2 separate regions of the Mus musculus genome follow, and region 2 is linked to region 1. The links are chromatin loops, found by intact Hi-C in ENCODE. Cell type or tissue: heart. All regions are shown on one strand. Each heading gives the region's core, and the rest is flanking DNA. Links, peaks and the distances in the headings are about the cores only. Region 1 holds the start of Gm35196 (a long non-coding RNA gene). Region 2 has its middle 31 kb from the start of Gm46480.

The links. Peaks named below come from ENCODE experiments on the same cell type or tissue, not always from the same donor. Only the 100,000 strongest peaks of a DNase experiment are listed, where the experiment ranks them.
Region 2: it touches region 1 in a loop (4-fold over the local background); 6 of 42 quality-filtered maps call a loop at or near these places.

What each region holds. Positions count from the first base shown.
Region 1 is chr14:61,684,494-61,695,275 of GRCm38, forward strand. Gm35196 (a long non-coding RNA gene) reads right to left here and starts at 6,105. Exons shown (of 4, transcript XR_003951167.1): 1 at 6,081-6,105; 2 at 5,413-5,465; 3 at 4,682-5,054; 4 at 2,293-4,474. In heart, for the core only: a CTCF peak has its summit at 4,373; DNase peaks (open chromatin) are centred at 2,008 and 2,528; H3K4me3 peaks cover 3,631 bases; H3K27ac peaks cover 559 bases; H3K27me3 peaks cover 3,538 bases.
Region 2 is chr14:61,732,874-61,743,655 of GRCm38, forward strand. No RefSeq gene overlaps it. Among named protein-coding and RNA genes, the nearest start is that of Gm46480, 31 kb to the left of the region's middle. In heart, for the core only: no CTCF peak of the experiment used is centred there; DNase peaks (open chromatin) are centred at 3,688 and 4,968; H3K27ac peaks cover 384 bases.

The DNA.
Region 1 (10,782 bases), core at 1,146-9,145:
TTGCCAGGATCTGTCCTAGGTTGCGAAGGGTCCCCCTCCCCCCAAACTCCCATCTCCGGAAAAGTGCATATGGATAGTACATCAATCTTGCATGGAGAGTTTGGTCTGGGTCTCGAAGTTGAAGACTGAGACCCTGCAGAAGTAAAGGAGTGTGACACGAACGAGTTTGGCTTCTAGTGGCAGATGTCTTAGCAGGGTCTCAGGCAGGAACGCAGGCGAGGGTGCGCAAAGGCCTCTTGGGACTCGAGGCCCACGGAATTCTTGCCCGGCTGAAACTGGATAAGCATCCCGCCCACACGCAAATAACCAAAGTTCTATACAATTTAAAAGACTTCACGAAACTAGTGGTATCCCTCTTCCCTCATAGGAGTCATTGCAGTGACAAAGGCGGCCTCCGGCAGGTTTCAAAGAGACGGGTGGGCCGACTTTAGCAGTTCAGGGAAGGCATCTTACGAGGTGAAGGTAACCAAACACAACTGGGGCGCTCAGGAATGGCAGCTGGTGTCAATCTAGTCAGCTAAAACGTGTCCTCGCTTCCCCTTCTTCCCCCACAGAGAAACAACACTGACTTGAAACAGCTTCCACCCTCACCCCACCCCCATACTTTCTTTACCACACACTTTATTCTGTTTAGTAACACCTTTGTTGCAGCAGTATCTGTAGGTCTGGGCAAGTGTGAGAAAGACCTGCAGGGTCTCGGGGAGTTGAAAGTGGAAACCGTTTGCTGGAGTGCTCGCCCTGCTCACCCACACCTGACTAAGGACTTAGCAGACAGCCATTACCCTTCCAGCTGCTCAGAGGCGCTTTGCTTTTGCACTGAGGTCATTCGCTCTGTAAAACCCAAGACTAGGAGTCCTGTATGTATTTGCATTGTTCAGACTCAGCTTCGCCAATAATTTAACCACAGGACTCAAAAAAAAAAAAAATGGCCTTGCCTTTCATAAGTTCTCTTGGTCGAAACCTGGAAAGGCAGATATTTCTACCCCCGGAACCCTCTTGGTAAACATCAGAAAGCCCTAACTGAAAGGGAAGGCCCACTTTATCCTCTTTCCCCTCTATATGAGTGAGGCAAGCTACCTAGGAAATAGACCCTGACGCTCTCTTTTTAGCTTTCCCCCATTTCTTAAAAAAATAAAATTACCCAGCACAAAAGCTAGTTTTGACTCAAGAGATTATAAAAGGTCTGCGTTTACCAAGTTCGACCTTTGGTCTTATTATATGGCTAGTTTTCTCACTCTTGCAAATGACGTGTTTTCGTGATCGGGTTCCATGGGGTGTTGCTGTTAAAGTGGGCGTCTGTGATTGTGAAGTTGGTCTTGCCCTCCATTCTTTCTAAACAAAAAGCACGCGCTTAAAAAAAAATCCACACTCTACGTTCTTTAGTTTAAAAAAAATCCATGCATTCATAACTAATGTTTTGCCTGAGCTAAAGTTAAGACTTAAATGCTCAAACTGCCATCCTTTGCGCTCGCCACTGAAACCCGAGTCAGACACCTTGGTGTGGAGTCCAGTTTGGAAATAAATCCACGCCTTTCGAGGTGAAATGGGAGCATGGCCCAAGCGATGCATCTGGCTTTAGATTTTATGAGGAATATGGTCTGGAAAAGGGAGCGCCTGTTTTAGCCGGCTGCGTGCCCTGGTAGAGTCCTCCTGGAATTCCTCCTGCAAACAGCGCGTCTGGCCTCGACCCACAGGGCCTCAGGCGACCTCTGGGCGCCGAGCTTTTGAGTTAACCCTCCAGCATCGAGCTCTCCCCGGCCTCAGCTGAGGTCGCTAAGCTGCGGCTGACTTCAACCAAAAGGAGAAAGTTTAAGGTTGTAGATCAGATGTCCTGAAGTTGGAGAAAGGGACAAGAGACTGCCTTCGCGGTTAGTTACTAAAAACCTCGGACACCTCGTGCTGGCTGCGAGGCGAAGAAAACTCCCTTGGGGGAAACACTAGTGTACCCAAGACTGTGCCAAACACTCCACAAGTCCCCAGGTAGCGTTCCACCCCCGCCCACCACCGGGTTCTTTCACAATCCAGCGGGTTTCTGGCGAGGGTTCGGCGTGGGTTAGGGGCTGCAAAGAGGTACAGGAGCCGAACCTCCTCCGTTTTCCGCCCACTCAGTCCAGGAAACCTTGAAGCGGGGAAAAAAAAAAAAAAAAAAGGCGCGACGCGGTGGGGTGTGGGGACGCTGACACAGTTCACAAGATGTCCGGGTAGGGTCCTGGGGGTCGGGGCGGGTGCGTTCAGCAGGGAGCAAGCGGAGGCTGCAGGTCAGAGTGTCTGCTACGGGGGGGGGGGGGGGGGGAGGGGCGGGGGAATGCTTCCAAAGAAAACGAGGGTAAGTAAAGAAAGGGGCCCGCAGCAGGGAGCTCCTGAACTCAGTGTCCGGGGAGTGCCTGGGCACTGACTCGCTCCGAGGGAAGAGACTCCCAAGTGGGCTTCTCCCTGAGCGGGGCTGGACCGGTGCCGAGCCGCGGGGCACTGAGGTCGCCAAGTCGCCTTCAAAGCCGGCGGAGGCGCGTCCCCATTCAAGGCTGGGGAGAGGGAGGTTCGTCGAAAGTAGCGCCTCTCGCCTCGCGCTCCTGTGACACCCGGAGAGGCAAGGGAGCCTCGGCCACCAGAAGCCCAGTTGAAAACCACCCAGTTTCCCAAGTTTCTAAAGTGAAAATCCACACAGAACTACGCCCATTTCCCCTTCCCGAAGAAAACCAAAGCAAGTCTAAAGCCAGGCCTCCGAACTGAACTCTGTGTCCCCCATCGCGCTTGCCCAGGCGTGGGCTGCAGGGCGCTACTCCTCAGGCTGCTGGGCGTGGGGTGCGTTGGGTGTAAGGCTGTTCACCTCCCGGCAATCACAGCAGGAAATGCTTCGCCTGGCTTTCGATCACCCAGTCAAAACATTTGGTTGTATCTCGAAATAACTTTTTTGAGAATCTGGAAAAACAAACAAACCCCCCACCCCAGCACAAATAGAATAACTAATAGACTTCCATCAGACAACCATTTATTCCCAATTATAGTGAGACCTCCCCCCATCCCATTAATTAAAAGAGCTGAAAATGTGGAGATTTGACTGCTTCCCACAGTTTCTGGCCGCTGTTCCTTGTTCTCACCTGATTCTCTTCTCTCCCCCTCCCCTTTCTTCACGATTACTTTCTGTCTTATTTTTCTTTTTCAGGTGCTTGCTTCAATCATATCTCCTACAACAATGCATAGCCCTCTCACCTTAGCCTCTACGCCGCAGTTTACATACCCTCGCAAAAACAACTAGTTTTTAGTTCCTTTTAATGTACAGCCACGGTTAATTGTGCATTGTTTGTGTGTGAGCAGCGCTCTCTCTGTCTCTGTCTCTCTGTCTCTCACCCTTCCTCCTTCCGTACTTCCCTTCGCCCCCCAACAAGGACGTGTTCCTAATTACAAGCCCGGTCTCCTTCCCAATACTGATAGGGCTTTATTTTTACAGAAACTGAAAGAGTTAGGAAAAAAAATCACCATGAGCTAAGCCACAACTCCGCTTTTTTTTTTTTTTTTTTGACAAATACGAATACTAAACGGTGTAGTCCGTTTTTTGAAAAAAACAAAACAAAACCTTAAATATTACTAAGTATGGATCTTTTCATTTTCTTTGGCTGTTTTTCACTTCCAATAAGGAAGTATTAAAAACGAAATTCTTGCGAATAAAATAAAATTACGTAAGCTGTACACTTTAGTTTGGAGGAAGAAGATGGACATTTCAGGCTTTTTAAAAAAAGATCTTTTACGGATAGGCAGTTATTAATGTGAAATAAAATGTTTAAGCTAGTCTTATCCGGTGCCTGCACGTAGTAGGTGCTTCCCTAGAATTTTCCTTACCTCCTTTCACTTCTTCCTGCATTTAAAAATGTTGGCAGAAGATACAGACTTAACTGCGTCTAAGGAAATTATGTTAAACTTTGCTTCTGGTTAAGGTAATCTCCGCTCACATAAAAACTCAGAAAATTTACCCAGGGAACTTTAATAAGATATTAAAACTTAATGGAAATAGCTAGGCAGAATAAAAGTACTGTGATTACATACATATAAATCTGAAACACATTAAATTAATTGGAGTTTTTCAGTGACTGTAATAGTAACTATTACCCTTTGATTCCCTTTACCTATTTCTTTAGTAAGAACGAAATTTGTGGGTTGTTACTCATTTCTAACATCTCTGGTGGAGCCGCCTCTGCCCACTGCTGACCTATCTTGACCTTGTATCGATCAGAGCGCAATTTGTATTTCTAAGCAATTTGGCCGATTTTCTTTTTGATAGAGGTTTAAGTGCATTTTTAAAAGCATAAAATCGGAAACTGGAGAAAGCGTTTAACACCCACAAGCTGGAAAAACCCACCTACGCCCTCCTCCTGTCCTGGGTGTGGAGACACTGGAGGCTGAGAGCTGGCTGGAGCCACTTTGTGACATTGCTCAGCGGTCACCTAGTCCTGGATTCTTTTCTTTGTGGCCCTTTCAACTGGGAGTAAACAGAAAGTGAGTTTCCTGGCAACTTTGCACTGCTCTCTAAATAGCAGAGAATTAACACTGCGCTCTCTCTTTCTTTCTCTCTTTCTCTCCCCCCCCCCCCCCCAAAGGACTGGGTGACTATAGCAGGTGACCTCTCACTGCAACAGGTCTCAGTTCCCTGGATTCAGGCTATCCACTCGGGAAAGAAGATTCTCACCTAATCAGTGTGGAACTCTTTTAGAGATGCGTGCTTGGATTCAGCGCATTTGTCTCCAACACTACAACAAAATTTAAGCGTCATGCGTAATAAGAACTTGGTGTCAATGTTTGCACACGGGTGCCCTTACGACATCTCTTTACATATAGAGGGACGCATTTGCAACCCTAGGACCATCTCTTTTGATGGGTTCGCTAGTTCTAGAAAAGTGTACCACACACAAGTTTTCTGCACTTATCTCCAGTCTCCATCCCAATGGTCTGCAATCCTGAGGCTCGCCCGTGACTTCTCCGGAATCCCGCGCCGGGTTCCTTCTTGCGCAGAGCGGTGAGCGCGGTGCAGAGGAGGTCATGGGAAGTTCAGAGCAGCACGTCTGCTTCGCAATTGGGGGGAAAAAACCCGAAACGCTTGAGTCATTCTGGGAGCTGTGGTCTGGGGCTCAGGCCGTAGCCCCGTCAAAGTCCTCCTTGCGGGAGAATCCTGGATCCCTGTGTCTAGTTCAAACTGGACGCAGCGCAGGGAGGGCCAGCTCACGATGACTTGCGACCCGTCACTTGGGGTCTTTGCGTCAGCGTGACCAGGATATATTCTTATTTTTGAGAACTGAGATTTGAGCTCGGCCCTGAACTCCACCGCACCCCCGCAGCCCGGATTGCCTTCGTAGAGCTTTCCCATTTGAGTACATAGGGGTCCAACTCGGTCGCGTCTGCCCGAACTGACAGTGTCCTTACCTCCCTGTTTGGCTCTTTGGGTGCTCCGCAGCCATGCAGGTATCCGGACGGAGCTAGGGGAATGAAGAAGCGACAGCCGAGAAAAACCCACGCGGGCTCCCACGCAGCGGCAAAGCCGCAGGTATTTGAGCGGCTTGGCCCGAGAGCGAGGGGCTCGCAGGGGAAACTGCTTCTCAGAGCTCAAACAATTCTGGTAAGGAGAAGGGAAGACCTCTTTTCTCTGTATCCTGCCAGTAACAGCAGAAGCACTCAGAGTGAGGGTCCCCGAAGCCCTGGAGCCACTGGGAGAAGGGAATCCTGCCTGACTCAAAGTTGCTAGACAAGGTAGTTCAGAGGCCTAGGCCTTCTAGGCACTGGAGAAGGTCTTGCCTAAGATCCCATAGGGATTACCTCAAGAGGGCTGAAGGGAAGCCTCAGACACCAGACTAAATTTAGGTAGAGAATTCACAAGGGTATTTCCAGGACACATTAACCTTTGGGCAGAAGTTAGCTCCTGTTTCTTCTTTGACTAAGCATTACCTAAGTTTCCCAAATTTGCAATCAGTGAACTTAAGGCCCATTGCCTTCTTAGTAGCCTGAGTTTGGGGCTGTCCAAATACATTTAAATTTTTGTTCTCTCCTTCTAGTGAGGCCTACATTCCCTGAGAAATACATGAAAGGGTACTCACCATTTTTTGGGAGAGAGGGTGTTGATCACATGCTGGGTCACTAGGAGAAGTTTTGCCTGTGTTGGGCAAGTGGGCTACCCTGTGGTAAGAGACTGTTATGGCCCACTTGGAAAGGAGTCCCATGTGACCCTAGGAGAAGCATGAACGTATCCATCAGACAGGACTGGCCCCCACCCTGTGTGTGTGTGTGTGTGTGTGTGTGTGTGTGTGTATGGGACATTAAGGTAGTTCTTGCCCAGTGTCAGAGGAAGGCTGGTAAAACCACCTAGAGGTGGAGAGTACAGGACCAGAGCTGAGACCAAGCTCAGATCGAAGTGTGCATTCTCCTGACTGAATATACTGTATTTAAGTTTCTTCCTGTTTCCTTTCTATTCATCCTTTGGTCAAGTGTTTGTTCTCATCCCCACTTGCCAGAAGAAGGTAATTCAGCTAACAATTATGTTGCTTATTAAGTAGCTGCTGCATGTGAAACCCAGGCTTGGGAGAGTGAACAAGACAGCTCTTGTCCCCATAGAGTTCACAAACCAGATTCTTGTTTTCTATAGAGAAACAGCGGAGACATGCTCTAATGGGGGACAGACGAGGGTGTGTGTGTGCATGGCCAGGGTGAAGTGAGGATGGCTAATTACAAGATGGTATCCTTGGAACACAGAGAGCAGAGGAACTGTGTGTGGAGCAGAGTGGAAATGTAGGAGGGGATTAGCCTGGAATCTCCCCACTGGCGTGGGAAGTGAAGCATGCAGAGCCATGGTATTGCATGGTACCCAGAGGTGTATGTCCTAATACTGTAATAAACACCATGGCCAAAAGCAACCTGGGAAGGAAAGGGTCCATTTCATCATCCATTTCATCATTGAGGGTGTAGCACATCACTGAGGAAAGACAAGGCAGGAACCGAAGGTGGGAACTGATACAGAGGAATGCTGCTGACCTGCTTGCTCCCCTTGGCTTATTCAGCATGCTTCCATATAGAACCCAGGCCCACCTAACCAGGAGCAGCACCAGCTACAAGGAGTTGGGCCCTCCATGTCAATCATTAATCAAGCAAATGCGCCACAGCCTTGCTTTGCCTACAGGCAACGCTATAGAGGTATTTTCTCAATGCCCCAATGCAGGGGAACGCCAGGGCCAAGAAGTGGGAGTGGGTGGGTAGGGGAGCAGGGTGGGGGTAGGGTATAGGGGACTTTCAGGATAGCATTTGTAATGTAGATGAAGAAAATATCTAATAAAATAAAATTGAAAAAAAAATCCCTTCTTTCCAGATAATGTCTAGGTTTGTGTCAAAAGGACAAAGATATTTGCTGGTGGGAGTGTGAGGAAGGCAGCTGGTCACCTTTCAGCAGATTAAAAAAAAAGATAGTGCACCGGAAGTGGGGGTGAGCTACTAAACCCCAAGGCTCCAGTGACTCACTTCTTCCAGGGAGGCACCTCCTCCAGGTTCAATAACCTTCCAAAGTATAGTCACAAGATGGGGAACAAGGGCCCCCCAAATGCTCGAGCATGTAGGTATAGCATGGGTATATGTCACATTCAAAACACAACATGTTCAAAAACAACCAACCAAACAACAAGACAAGATGCCTCCAAACCAAACAACCCCCAGCTTCATGGTCCCTTACAATGTTAAAAGGATGTGGTGTCATTCGCCTGCGAAGAAAGATAAGAGTCTGAGCAGATGAACAAGTAAGGAATTAACCCTGGTATGGGCAAATCTGATGGGAAGTCTCCAGAGCGGCCATGGATGACATAGGTTACAGCATATTATAAAATGTGCCGTAACAGGTGTCCAAAGTCTTTTTGGATCTAGGAATATACTGAGCTGCATCTGTCCAGGTTTTTTTTTTTTTTTTTTTTTTCCTGTTTCTCAGACCTGGAAGACATGAAGGTAACTTGTTAAAACAGCAATTCATGCCAGGCAGTAGTGGTGCTCACCTTTAATCCCAGCACTTGGGAAGCAGAGGCAGGAGGATCTCTGAGTTTGAGGCCAGCCTGGTACACAGAGATAGTTTCAGGACATCCAGGGCTACACAAAGAAACCCTGTCTTGAAAAACAAAAATAAAAATCCAAAACTGTACAATTCACATCACTCCTCTAGAGGGAAATTTACTAGAGGTGGAGCCTGGATTTTCCATTAAGAAACAAGACCCTAAATCTCGTGTCTCTTGGAGGCCAGAGGAGCGAGCGTCAGGTCCCCTGGATCTGATGTCATGGGTAGTTGTGAGCTGCTCAGTATGAATGCTGGGAACCGAACTCATCTTGGGTCCTCTGCACAGGCAATATGCTCTCTTAATTGCTGAGCCATTTTCCCCAGCCTCTTCAAATAAAACTTTGACCAAAAGGCTCGTAAGGAAGGAAGAACAGCTATAGCTGAAGGTGACCGTAAGGAAGTTGTATCATTGGCCTATGAGAGACTAGCCCTTCCTTCTTTGTATTGCAGACCTGGCACCATGTCACCACACAAGAGGCATATAGCATTTAACAACAGAATGGATAAACTAACAGAATACCATCCTTTTGAATCCACTTGTAATCAAGGAATGAAACACCAACACTTTCATCAGCTTAGATCAAAGGCAAGATAATCCCCCTGGGTGTTCATTTTCACTAACAAATTCTTGGACCACACACACTCTCATTTACTTAGACTGAAACTTAGGAGACACTTGGTTCTTATGGTCTAATTTTCTATAAGTCTTTGCCAATGCTAACTCAGGAAAAGGACTCGGGGACGAAGACTGAGAATTTGGGGAAGTTCAGGCTGGCCTTTTGAGGTGCCGGGAGTCAGGTTTCATCGCTAAGGCAAAATGGAAGAAGCCATTTCTTTGCAAGCATAACTCATGTGGCTGATTTTAAAAATTAGTTCATTTTTCACCTGCTTATGCAAATATATTTTCATTGTAAGAAGTTTGAAAAATACAGAAAGTCATAAAAAAAAGGAAATAGAATTTACTTTGGCTTTAAAATTTTGTTTTTACTCATGTGTATGTTGGTATGAGTATGTGTGCAGATGCTCAAGGTAACAAAACAGGAAACTGGGTCCCATGGAGCTGCCTAATGCAGTACAGGATCCTGGTTCACTTTTCAGAGCAGTGGGCACTTACACTGAACCAATTCCCTGGTCCCCAAGTTTGATTCTCTTACTATCTTTCCAGACCAGTTGTTCTTAACCTTCCTAATACTGCCACCTTTTAACATGTTATTCTAACTCCCAACCAAAACTTTATTTTCGCTGCTACTTCATAAGTGTAATTTTGCTACTCTTATGAATCATAATGTATGATATGTGACCCCCAAAGGGGTTTCCATGAACAGGTTGGGAACCTCTGACCTAGAGGTAATGAATGCTCTTATTGATGTCAACCCCTGGCCCCCCTGTGGTGAATCAAACTCAGGGCCACCTGCATGCTAGGTACCATCTTCTCCTTTGTATCTTAAAATAAAATATAAACAAATATATCATCCGAATGTGCTTTTTTTTTTTTTTTTTTTTTGGTTTTTCGAGACAGGGTTTCTCTGGATTGCCCTGGCTGTCCTGGAACTTACTCTGTAGACCAGGCTGGCCTCGAACTCAGAAATCCACCTGCCTCTGCCTCCCGAGTGCTGGGATTAAAGGCGTGCACCACCACACCCGGCCCTTTTTAACTTTTATAGCTTTGAATATTACTTATACCACTAAATATTGCTCAATAACATGTTTTAAAAAAAAAGCTACATGCCATAATCTAGGAAAGAAGACACCACATTTTTATTTACTTATTTTCAGACAGAGTCTCACTATGTGGCTCTGATGGCTTAGAACTTGCTAGGTAGGCCAGACTGGTCCTGACCTCACAGAGTGTTAGAATTAAAAACATGTGCCACAATATATATGTGTGTGTGTGTGTGTGTACTATACTTGGATATATATATATATGTATATATATATGTATGTATATATGTATATAAATATGTATATATGAACGTATATTTGTATATATATACACCACACTTCCATACTTGGTCTAATAAAATTCTTATTAAACATTTGGGCTACTTTCCAGCCTTTTTCTATCATAGGTAACGCTGCACTGAGTACCTGTGTGTGTCTTTGTCTGAGTACTATGGCAGGCATACTTCTTCAGACCTTTAATTCAAGGGGTCAAATTGTCTTCACGAATGGCTGCACCAAGGTAGACTGTACAACGTACGTTGAATCTCCTTCCTCGCACCTAAGCTGGCTTCCATGTGGTTGCTTCTATCGCTGCCCCGCTACCCCGTGCCCAGGCTTTGGGAACAGAGCTGAGGCTTAAAAGGCCCAGTGTAACTTTTCCAGAATTTACAGTTGAAAGTCCATCTCAGTATCTTGTTTTCCTTACAGAGCAGTGAAGTCTGGGGAGGGCTGATTGGCCTGTCTCCTGTTGTAATGCTGGCAGAGAGCTTCTGGAAAGCCTTCCTGAGCCCAGGGACTCAGCCTCTACTCCAATGGGAAGCTACCCCAGCTCACCACCAGTGTCACTGTGACCTCTACTGCCTCTGAGCAGCTAGCTGCCTCTGGCTGTCAGTTTGCTCTGGGGGCCTTTCTAGATGTGAGGTTTATTCTTGTGCAGGATGAAGGTATTCACTTTGCTGTCCCAGTGATGTGAGTCATGTGAGGATGAGGACCCAGAAGGGCGGGCGGCGAAGAGCTCCTGCCTAAGTCCCACAGCTGTGATCCCAGCATTT
Region 2 (10,782 bases), core at 1,486-9,485, 49 kb after region 1:
TGTAGTCTCTACCAGTCAGTTCAGGATCAGACTTTTTTTTTTTTCACTTTGCTTAAAACCTCCCACTTCCAGAAGGCCATGTGAAGGGACTGGCTTGGGTATACATACACCTGACTGAAAGTTGTAGTAGAGGTGGTGTGCCAATTCCTCTGTAATCTGGAGCAACTTCTACCCCAAATCACTTTTTGAGTTTCTGCTGGGAGGTGAGAGTAGAAGGAAGGGTTGTGGTTCTGGGGGAGGGGTAAGTGCCTAAGACAGAAGAAACTATGATGTCTTCATCTGTGGGACAACTCGGTTATAGAATCATTTGTATTAATGAAGGTTGTATAGAGAAACAAAAACAATAGGAGTGTGTGTATGTCTGTGTAGAGGAGGCCTATTTCTTATAAGGAATCCTCTCACATCACTGGGGAACCTGAGAAGTCTGTATTCAGTGTGAGTTGGCAAGATGAAGCCCTAAGATTGCTGGACGTATAACTTCAGCTTGCAGGTTGGCAAGCTTAATACTCAGGAAGAGTTTGTTTTCTCAGCTTGACTCTAAAGGCTGGAAAAGATAGCTGTCCTACCTCAAAGGCAGTGGGGCAGAAAGTATTCTCTTACTCAGCCCTTCGCTGGTTAGATGAGGTCCATCACATTAGGGAAAATCTATTTTACTCAACCTACCAACTCACATGTTAATTTCATCCAGAAATGCTCTTTTAGACACATGAGAGTAATGTTTGGCCATATTTCTGGACATCCCATAGTCTAGTGATGCAAAATGTAGTTGACCTGGCATACACACACACACACACACACACACACACACACACACACACTGAAAGTGGAATGGAGACTAGTTGAGAAGAGGAAGGGGACTAGATAAAGTAGATAGGACTAGTTGAGAAGACAAAGGAAACTAGTTAGAGTAGGTGGGAGACAGGAGAGGGTAAAGGGGGTGAACATGATAGAAAAGTACTATCTATATGTTTGAAAATGTTATGATGAAGCCTAGTATTATCTATAATGAATATAAACTAATAAGAACATAAAAATTAAACCTGCAAAGTGAACTATTAGTGTCTATGAATAGTGTCAAAATATTTGTTAGAATTTAATTTCCACATATTTGTTTGGTTATTGATTGTATGATAGACATGACCATGCTTTCAGAACTTAGCAGAAGGCAAAGCATGAGAAAGTTACAGTACATTATAAAGTAATAATATTTATAATAAATAAATGGGATGTTCTTTTTTTCAAAGAATTATATAAATCTCTAGATCTCCTTTGTCTTGTGTCATAACCCCAGAGTATATGCCACCCACTGCCATCAAGAAGTGGCATGGTGGTCCTCTCATAGTTCTATAAAAGGTGCTACCTCCCATGCCTCGAAGGTGCTGACATTTAAATAAACTCTCAACAGGTCACCGGGTTTCACAAGGACCACTTAGGCAGGGGTTTGTGCTTTTGTGACAGGACACAAGGATCCAGCGAGTTTTTCTTACTATCAGTTCCATCTAACCTGCCTCGTCTCAGAGGAACACTGGATCGGACTCATCTCAATAAAATGCTTTTTTTCTTCCTTTAGTTCCTTGGGTGGTCTGGAACTTACTATGCAGACCAGGCTGGTCTGGAACTCAGAGAATCACTTGCCTCTGTCACACTAGTGCTGGGGTTAAAATTGTTCTGTTTCAGTGTCTCGCGTCAGTCGAGACTACGACTAAGCAAAAGCTGTCAACATCCGTCTGGCCTAGCTGGTAAGATTACACGGCTCTTAGTGAAAGACCCACAACGTGAGGACTCCCCCATGTTCTGACTCAGGAGAGGCGACACCCCAAAATCATCCACAAGAAACGATCTTGCTGCAAACTGCAAGAGGATTTTTTATTCAAGAGCGCTCTCGGGCCCATGGTCATACACCACGCAGGGGTAGAGGACCATGGCGCCCCGAGTAGCTGGATAAGGGGGTATTTAAAGGAAGAAACCACAACTCAAGGAAGTGGGGAGGGCGTTGTGTGTGTGTGTGGGATACCAAAGATACCAGTTAAGAGTCACAAGGAAGTGCAAAGTCACATTATTCAGGTTATCTTTTAAGACAGTTTCTAAGAGCCCCTAACAATAGCACCTTTGCAAAGCGGGTTCCAGCAATGGTCAGGGTGGGTCAGGGTGACTTTCTTTGAATGAATACTCCTTGAACCCAGGAAGTGGGTGGGTGGAGGAATGTCGCTATCTGTTTTATGATTAGCATACCTTGGAGCACTGAGTTTACTACTCTTTCATTAGCACAGGAAAATAGTGTTGGGGTGTGCAGAACATCCTGCGTATGGGACTCCTTCTTGTGGGGTTGGCTTATGAAAGGTGTAGCTCCTACAATCTCTAGTCCAATAGACCAGGAGGCAAAACCTGCTACAATGGTCTTTATTCTGTGATAAACTTTCTCTTTGCTCAGTGGCTAGTCCAAAAGAAAGGTGTCAGATGACTTGAGGTCTGAGATAGCTAGCCTTGTCTAGAAGTTTTATCCACAGCAATATAAACAAAACAAGACATACCTAATACACAATAACAAAACCCTAAAACAAAAGACTGGCTTTCCTTAGATTCTGTGGCCATTCCTGCTGCTGCTGTCCCCTGTGACTTGGAAGCAGATTTCCTATTCCATTGTTCTTCTATTCTCCCTCTTCTTGGTGGCTACCTGTTGCAGTGCGGCTTAACTGCTCTACACCGTGCCCGAGACTCTTTCCCTGAGCCTAACCATCCGGCTTCTCACCATTCAGCTCATTCTCCTTTCTAGCTTACACCAGCCATTTGGGCTGATGAAATCTTTAGCTTTTCCCAGCCAGACTCTGTGCAGCTAGCTAAAATGACCTTGAACCTATCATCCTGCTTCTACTTCCTGAAAGTGGGGATTGCAGGCCCGAGCTAACTTGGCTTGGCTTCTGTGGTGTTGGGGATGGAAGGCAAGGCTTTGTGCGTGCCAGGGAAGCTCTTTACTACCTGAGATCCATCCAATCCTGCTTCTCTGATCCAATTTTAAAACCTGTCACTTCACCACTGCTAACTCTGGAGGCAGCACATTCCTTTTATGGTGATTTAGAAAACTAGATGTAATTGCTTCATAATGATTTTCTTCCTAGACTTCCTGTTCAGCTCAAAATTTTGTTATCCTCAGGTGTTCACAGCAAGTTGCTAAGGAAAACGCAAAATCTGCCACTAACACAAATAGCCTCTCACAGGAATTTTGGAGTTGATTTTGTTTTAGATAATCTGTCATTAATTGTGTCTCCCCCTCACCACTCCCTCCCACTCTCCCCCCCCCCCATTTCAAGGGTAAACAAGAATTCACTGAGAAATCAGGTGATTAAACTCCAGGTGGGCACTCCTCACAGCTGGGGTGAGTAGCTATTATAATAAGTCACAGAGCTTCAAATGAAAAGCCCTTAAAAACTCTTTAAATAATAAAGCATTTAAGAGTTTGTTGGAATTAAGAAAAAAAAATACATGAAAATACTTCATCAGAAGGAATGAAAAGTTGTTGCCCTCACTGCCTTTCAACATACAGTCAACGATGAGCCCACCACGCTCCAACAGAGAGTACGCTCCAACAGAGAGTACCAAACTCTCGGTCACACAGACAACCGTGCTTTAAAAATCCCTGAACGAAACAAAGGGGCCTGGACATAGGAAAGTGACTTGTTGCAGAGCTGCAGAGCCGGGTGGGGACTGTACAGGAAGGAAGGCGGTAAGGGGGAGGGAGGGTTGAGAGTCATCAAAATGTGTTGTATGTGGGTATGGAACTGTTGAAAAGCAAATTTAGCCAATAAAAAACAAGAGTACACACAAAAATAAAAAGTATTTTCATCATCATGAGAAAAAGTGCAAAGAATTAATTATCCTTGTAAAATTGGAAAATGTTTCATTCGCTAACAATAAAAAATGGCTTTTGCTGGCATTGTTTTTGTTTTAGGAGTAAAAAAAATAATGTAATCCTTATAGAGTCTTACAGGCAAGTAAACTTGTGAGACTTAATTGGACACGAAGTAAATGTGAAAGCTAAATGTGGTTTGGACAGTGCTACACACGCACAACTCTCCTGGTGTAATTTGCATGAAAAGGAAATCAAAGAGCGAGAACTCTCAGGCTGATCGGCTGTGAAGGACTTAATTCAAAACAGTTTTCTGCTTGAAAAAAAGTGATTTATTTTAAATGTACTTTTGAAAAACAAAAGCCTTACTGGTAACCACCATTTTAGGTGTATTATCTCAATGTGGGATTTCAGTAAAAGGTCAAATCTTATAGAAGTATTTTTGGTCTGACTCAGTCCTGATCACAGATAAATTTTATCAAGAAAATGAAACGAGTTGAGCATTTTAAAACCCGGAGAGAGAGCTTGTTTAAAGAGGCAGCACTTCCCCCTCCCTGCCCCCGCCACAATAAAGACTCTAAGGAGAGAACTTTGGTTGAGAAAAATCTAAAATGAACACATTTAGATGCTCCTGTGCAAGTTTTCTGCACACAGGTTAGAATGGTAGTCGGGCTGCTTTGGAGCAAACAAGGCACAGTTGCTGTTTTGTTTTGTTTCAGTTCAATAGGCAAATTGAACTTCCTGCTTTATAACTGCCCTTGATTAAAGTGCTCTATTTTATCCCAGAAGTGCAAGTGGGGAGCTTTAACTTCAGTTTAAACCTTGTTTAACAGTCCCCAGCCCACTTCCCGAGGAACTCCCTGTGGACCATTCTCATTTTTTTTTTTCCAGGATCTAGTATGACTTCTGTATTTGTCATTGGCTAGGGAGCATTCCCAAGCCTGGCCTTGCTGGCAGCTCCCTGGGCTGATGTCCTGACTCACTGTGGGAGAAGACTCTGTCATCCTTGCCAAAAAGGAAGCCCTGACCTGACCAGCCCCTTACTCATTAACCTCAGCTAGTCCAGAGGTTGGAATGAGGGAGCGAAGGAAGCTACCGTAGATCTGTGGATTAAACTGTGCACCAAGGAAAGAGCAAGCAAGCCTCAAGTCCTTGAAAAGGCCCGCTTGCAGGGAGTTGGCGGTGGGGTCGGGGTGGGGTAGTGCAAAGCAGCCTAACTCAGAAGCTCACCAGCCTACAGTAGGGTCAAGCCTTGGTTCACACAGGAACTTCAAGTTCAGGCTATGGTGGCTTGGTGTTGCTGCTTGTTATTGCCCCACTGATTGGGAGCTGCTGTGGCAGATACGGCCTCACTTCCAGATAGAGGCTAGACTTCATATGGCTAGGCTAGGAAAGGACTCAGATTTAACAATCAAAATATTGAATGCACGCCACATTCTCCCCAATCTACTGTTGAAAAATCGCAAGCCAAACCACTGTTTAATGTGTCCAGCAGTGAGAGCCTGTGTGGGTCAAGCTTCCTGGTCTCCAACTCATTTCCTATTCCTATAGAAGCTGTACAGTCCGCTGGAGGTGCAGAGGTAGTACAACCTCCAGGCTTGAGACCTGTTTGTACGCTCAGCAAGAATCTGCCTGAGAGAAGAGAGTTGACTCCAGGCAATTTTCATTTTTCTACCTTCCCTCTGACAAAACCCCATCTTGACTCCTGCGCCTTTAACAGCTCTTTGCTGTGTAAACTCTGGTGAGCACTACTGACCTGAACAGGGCTAGATTCTGCTGCTAGCTTGTGTCTGCTTTTCCTTACAGAGAACACTCAGATTTGGTTCATATATTGGCAGCAACATGTCCAGCCTGGACAGTGACAGTATTCTAGGCCAACTGGGATCTGTCACCGAAGATAAGGATAGTGAGTTTGAAGCTAGGTATGGGTGGTGCTTTGAATATGCTTGGCCCGGGGAGTGGCACTATTTGGAGGTGTGGCCTTGTTGGAGTGGGTGTGGCCTTGTTGGGAGAATTGTGTCACTGTGAGTGTGGACTTTTATTTTTTCTTTTTTTGGTTTTTTGAGACAGGGTTTCTCTGTGTAGCCCTGGCTGTCCTGACAGGGTTTCTCTGTGTAGCCCTGGCTGTCCTGGAACTCACTCTGTAGAACAGGCTGGCCTTGAAATCAGAAATCCGCCTACCTCTGCCTCTCAAGTGCTGGGATTAAAGGCGTGTGCCACCACTGCCCGGTGAGTGTGGACTTTAAGACCCTTGTCTTAGCTGCCTGGAAGCCTGTTTGACTGTGGAACAAGATGTAGCACTCTCAGCTCCTCTAGCCCCACATTTGCTTGGATGCTGCCATGCTCCAGCCTTGATGATAATGGACTGAACTTCTGAAACTGTAGGCCAGCCCCAATTAAATGTTGTCCTTTTAAGAGTTGCCTTGGTCATGGTATCTGTTCACAACAGTACATCCCTAACTAAGACAGCATGACTGAGAAACCCAGTTCTGATCAGTGAGACCTGAGCAGAAGTCTGCTGGGAAGAAGGGGGTGGGGAGGAACAGGAGAAGGCAGATTTGCAAGAAAGCTTTTGTGCTCCTGATGGCAGATGAAAGGGTGCCCAAAACACTGTGCTCTTGACCCTTCATCTTTGCTTGATTACAAATGTAACCTAGAGCTGGGTCAGCCGCTTGTGACCATGAAGTTATAAGCCCAATTGCTTACTCTGTGAAGGTAATAACCCTTTACCTGCATGAGCCACCACCAGTGGAGGATTCTATCATTTGACTCAAGATTCTTAATGGATGTGTGTGAAGAAAATGCTTTTAAAGTTTTTTTTTTTAACCTATTTTATATTTATCCTGAATCTTTAAGGTAGGAAGTGGTGGTAAAGATTATAGTCTGCATGGGTTAAACACATTGGTGATTAACTCTGAGTCACCAAGAACACATCAGTGTAGCATTAAGGAAGAAATGACTCCAGTGTGTCTCCCTGGAGTCATTTAACCAAGAATGAGTCCAGATTTGAATTATCTACTTTATGTTTGCTGTGTCTTCGCTCCACTGTCTGTTGTACAGTCTGAATCTGTACTTGCCTGGATCTTGTGAATCTGTCCCTGTGTCTGTGTTAATGTCTGTCTATGTGTAACTGTATGTGTGTGTGTCTGTCTGTCTGTCCCTCACAAAGGGATTTGCTTTGTATTTGTTGGACAGCACAGAGAACATCACATGGGGGAAGGGCTGAGGAATACTTCATAGAAATCTTTAACAGAGTTTATAAAGGACTGAGTCAGGGACTCCAACTGGCCCCAACTGACCAAGATAACAAACAGTATTACAAACACCATTGTTTACCAACCAATATAAATATATACGTTATGTTCAACATTTGTGGTGGAGCTTCACTTTAGAAGATTGTTTTCAACATCTGTGTTTGCTGCTTTCAGCAAATGCTACCCGTGACTGTTCTGGGTCAGGGACATGAAAGAGCACCTAACTTTAGATTGCAGCTATGCATTAGCTTAGGTTGTAAAACTTGATTGCATGGTAAATCCAAGGCAAATGAGTTTGGTGGTTATATTGTGCTCTTAAAGGCAAGTTAAGCAGGCCGAGTGCACAGTAGGATATCAATCTTAAGTCTTAAGTGACTTCAAGGCGTATCATTAATTCTGGCTGTTTGGTCCAGTAGAATTTCTAGTCTCTTACAATGAAAGAGATATTTTCAGAATATTGCATAATCATAGTAACTGATACTTGATCATTAAACATATTTTCAATACATGGCTAAGATGGCAACTTGGGGGAATGAATGGGTTCATAGGCAGTGGCATCGTCTAAATGACTCACACAGCTTGCTAGAGCTCATTGTTAATTGGGCAGATTTGTAGGTCAGTTGCTAAACTCAGCACTTCATCATTGCGGATGCAGTTACAGAAGCCTACGTCATGCAGAAGGTAACGCTACCCACCTATCTGGCTGCAGTTTACCATCAGTATGCAACTGGAGAGTGTGCCCTAAGAAGGGAGACTGTAAGTGCTGTGGACGCCATGGGATGAACTGGAAAAGCACTGCCACTTTGTATTGGGTTTTCTACTCTTCATATATCAGCACTCTGGCTGAATTAAAGAAAGAAGCTTGAATTCTTTTAGGTGATTGTCTTAGTCAGGGTTTCTATTCCTGCACAAACATCATGACCAAGAAGCAGTTGGGGAGGAAAGGGTTTATTCAGCTTACACTGAATATTACACTTCCATACTGCTGTTCATCACTAAGGAAGTCAGGACTGGCACTCAAGCAGGTCAGGAAGCAGGAGCTGATGCAGAGGCCAAGGAGGGATGTTCCTTACTGGCTTGCCTCCCCTGGCTTGCTCAGCCTGCTCTCTTATAGAACCAAGACTACCAGCCCAAAGATGGCACCAACCACAAGGGGACCTCCCCCCTTGATCACTAATTGAGAAAATGCCTTACAGTTGTATCTCATGGAGGCATTTCCCCAACTGGAGCTCCTTTCTCTGTGATAACTCCAGCCTATGTCAAGTTGACACAAAACTAGCCAGTACAGTGATTGAAGTGAAAAGATAGCAAAATGAAATGGACTTTTACTCTGTAAAAGCATACCGCTGATGACATACTGCTGCACACACACACACACAGTGTCAACTAGTTTGTGGTGGTTTGAATGAGAATGGCTCCCACATTTGCTTATATTTGCATATATTTGCATGCTCATCCTCAGTTGAATTATTTGGAAAAATTGGGAGATGTGGTCTTGTTGGGGGAGGTGTGTTGCTGTGGGGTGGAAGTGGGCTTTGAGGTTTCAAAAGCCACGCCAGGCCAAGTCAGGCCAGACCCAATCTCTCTCTCTCTCTCTCTCTCTGCTGCCTGCAGATCATGATATAAAGCTCTCAGCTATTGCTCTAGCCTGTGCTTGTCCATTTTCCACAATGATGATCATGGGCTAACAAGAGCAGTAACAGAGAAACTAAAACGTAATTAAAGTGTACACCTATTTGCACACACTGTGAGCCAGGCAACAAAGACCATCACTACTCTGCTGCACCCACCGCTTCCTCAGGCCCCTGACACCTCTGTCTGCTATGTCTTCAGTATTTTTATTCAAGTTGTTCTTTGCTGTCCTCACCAGCGACCTAAGAGATGGTCTAACTTCCTTAGGCTCATGCAAGAATTTACCCGTACTTTCCTTCCTTCATGTCACAAATAACAGTTCCAGGTGTGGTAGCACACTTCTGTAATTTCACCACTTGGGAGGCTGAGGCAGGAGGACTGCAAATTGGAGACCAGGCCAGGCTACAGAGTGAGATCATGTTTCTAAAAAGAAACATTATCAGTAACAACAACAATAAAACAAGCAATGCTATTTTTACTTGTTTTAAAAAGCAACAACCACTACTACTACTACTTTCTCCTCCTCCTCCTCCTCCTCCTCCTCCTCCTCCTCCTCCTCCTTCCCCCCTCCTCCTCCCTCTCCCCACCTCCTCCTTCTTTTTTGGTGTTACCAAGGGGTTTATTAGAACAAAGAGGCATTCTGCTTGAATCTGTAAAAACAGTTCCAAGATTTATTTATTTTATATATATGAGTACACTATAGCTCTCTTCAGACACCCCAGAAGAGGGCATCAGATCCCATTACAGATGGTTGTGAGCCACCATGCGGTTGCTGGACTCAGGACCTTTGGAAGAACAATCAGTGCTCTTAACCACTGAGCCATCTCTTCAGCCACCCCTCATCCCCTTTTTATTAACTCAGCCATTTTGGGGAACCCAGGGGTTCTAAGGGTCATGGTGGCTAAGATGGAGGAAGACAACGTGTTTTTTTCAGTGGCACCATGGCTGAAGAGTATGGTCCTGCTGGACTGAATCACCTCCCAGACAAGTACAGGGTCTGGCTTGTGTGACTCTTGACTGGCAATCAACAGGTTCTTCCTACCTGCCATTAGCTGTTCTTCTCTACTTAGTTCCAACCAATCTAGCACACTTATTAAAAGTTCAAACCAGCACTAGCATCAACATTATGGACATTGCTTGAAATTTTTGGCCTAGAGGATTTTTACTAATTTAAATCAGTAGCCTGGGGATCAATGGGAGAGAGTTCATTGTGTGGGCATCCCGCCAAAGGAACTCATGGGGAATTTTCCCGGCATTTCCTCTCGCCACAGGTATGGAAGGAAGAAGCGCCTAGAAGAATTGATAAAGAAAGGCAGGGCACAGAGGGAGGCGGAGAGGTGGGGTCGTCTGATGAGGCAAGAAGTGAGGGCATCTGAGGAGGCCGAGATGTGGTTGACGGAGCATGTGTAGTCTGACAGCTGGAGTTTCAGGTCTATGTTTAATTGTCTTCTGAGGCTCTGTTGAGAGGCAAGTACCAACCTGGGACTATGACCAGGACAGATCATCCCAGCTCCTGATGTGGCCGTTTTCTGCACGTTTCCTTAGCTGTGAATTTGGCAGGTAGTGATATGGCTTTTGTGAGCACGGTTGTATGATGCTATTGATGTTTATGTAGGATGTGGACTCAGGCACAGGATGCTGCTAAAGATGTTAGCTATTTGGAAGAGAGGAAAACAGGCTAGCTAAGCAGCCTCCATGACACGCCCGGGTCTGCGGTGGGCCCTGCTGAGCAGGAGTGAGACCTACCACTTAGAAATCTTGGACGGAGATTGGACATTTCTGAGGTCCTGTATGAAATTCACCCCTTCAGGTAATCTCTTTGAGTGATCACTGCTAGTGAAGCAGTTGGGAGGAAGCCTCTGGCTTCCATGACTAAGGTGATGCTGCGCTGCGCTGGACTCTGCCATCTGTTATCCAGTTGGCCCCATCTGTATGTTGCACATCAGCAGATTCACCAAAAACAAATAGGAAATATTTTGGGGCAGAAAACTGTGCCTGTGCAAAAAAAAAAAAGGACAGACTTTTTCTTGTCACTAATCCTAAACAATACAG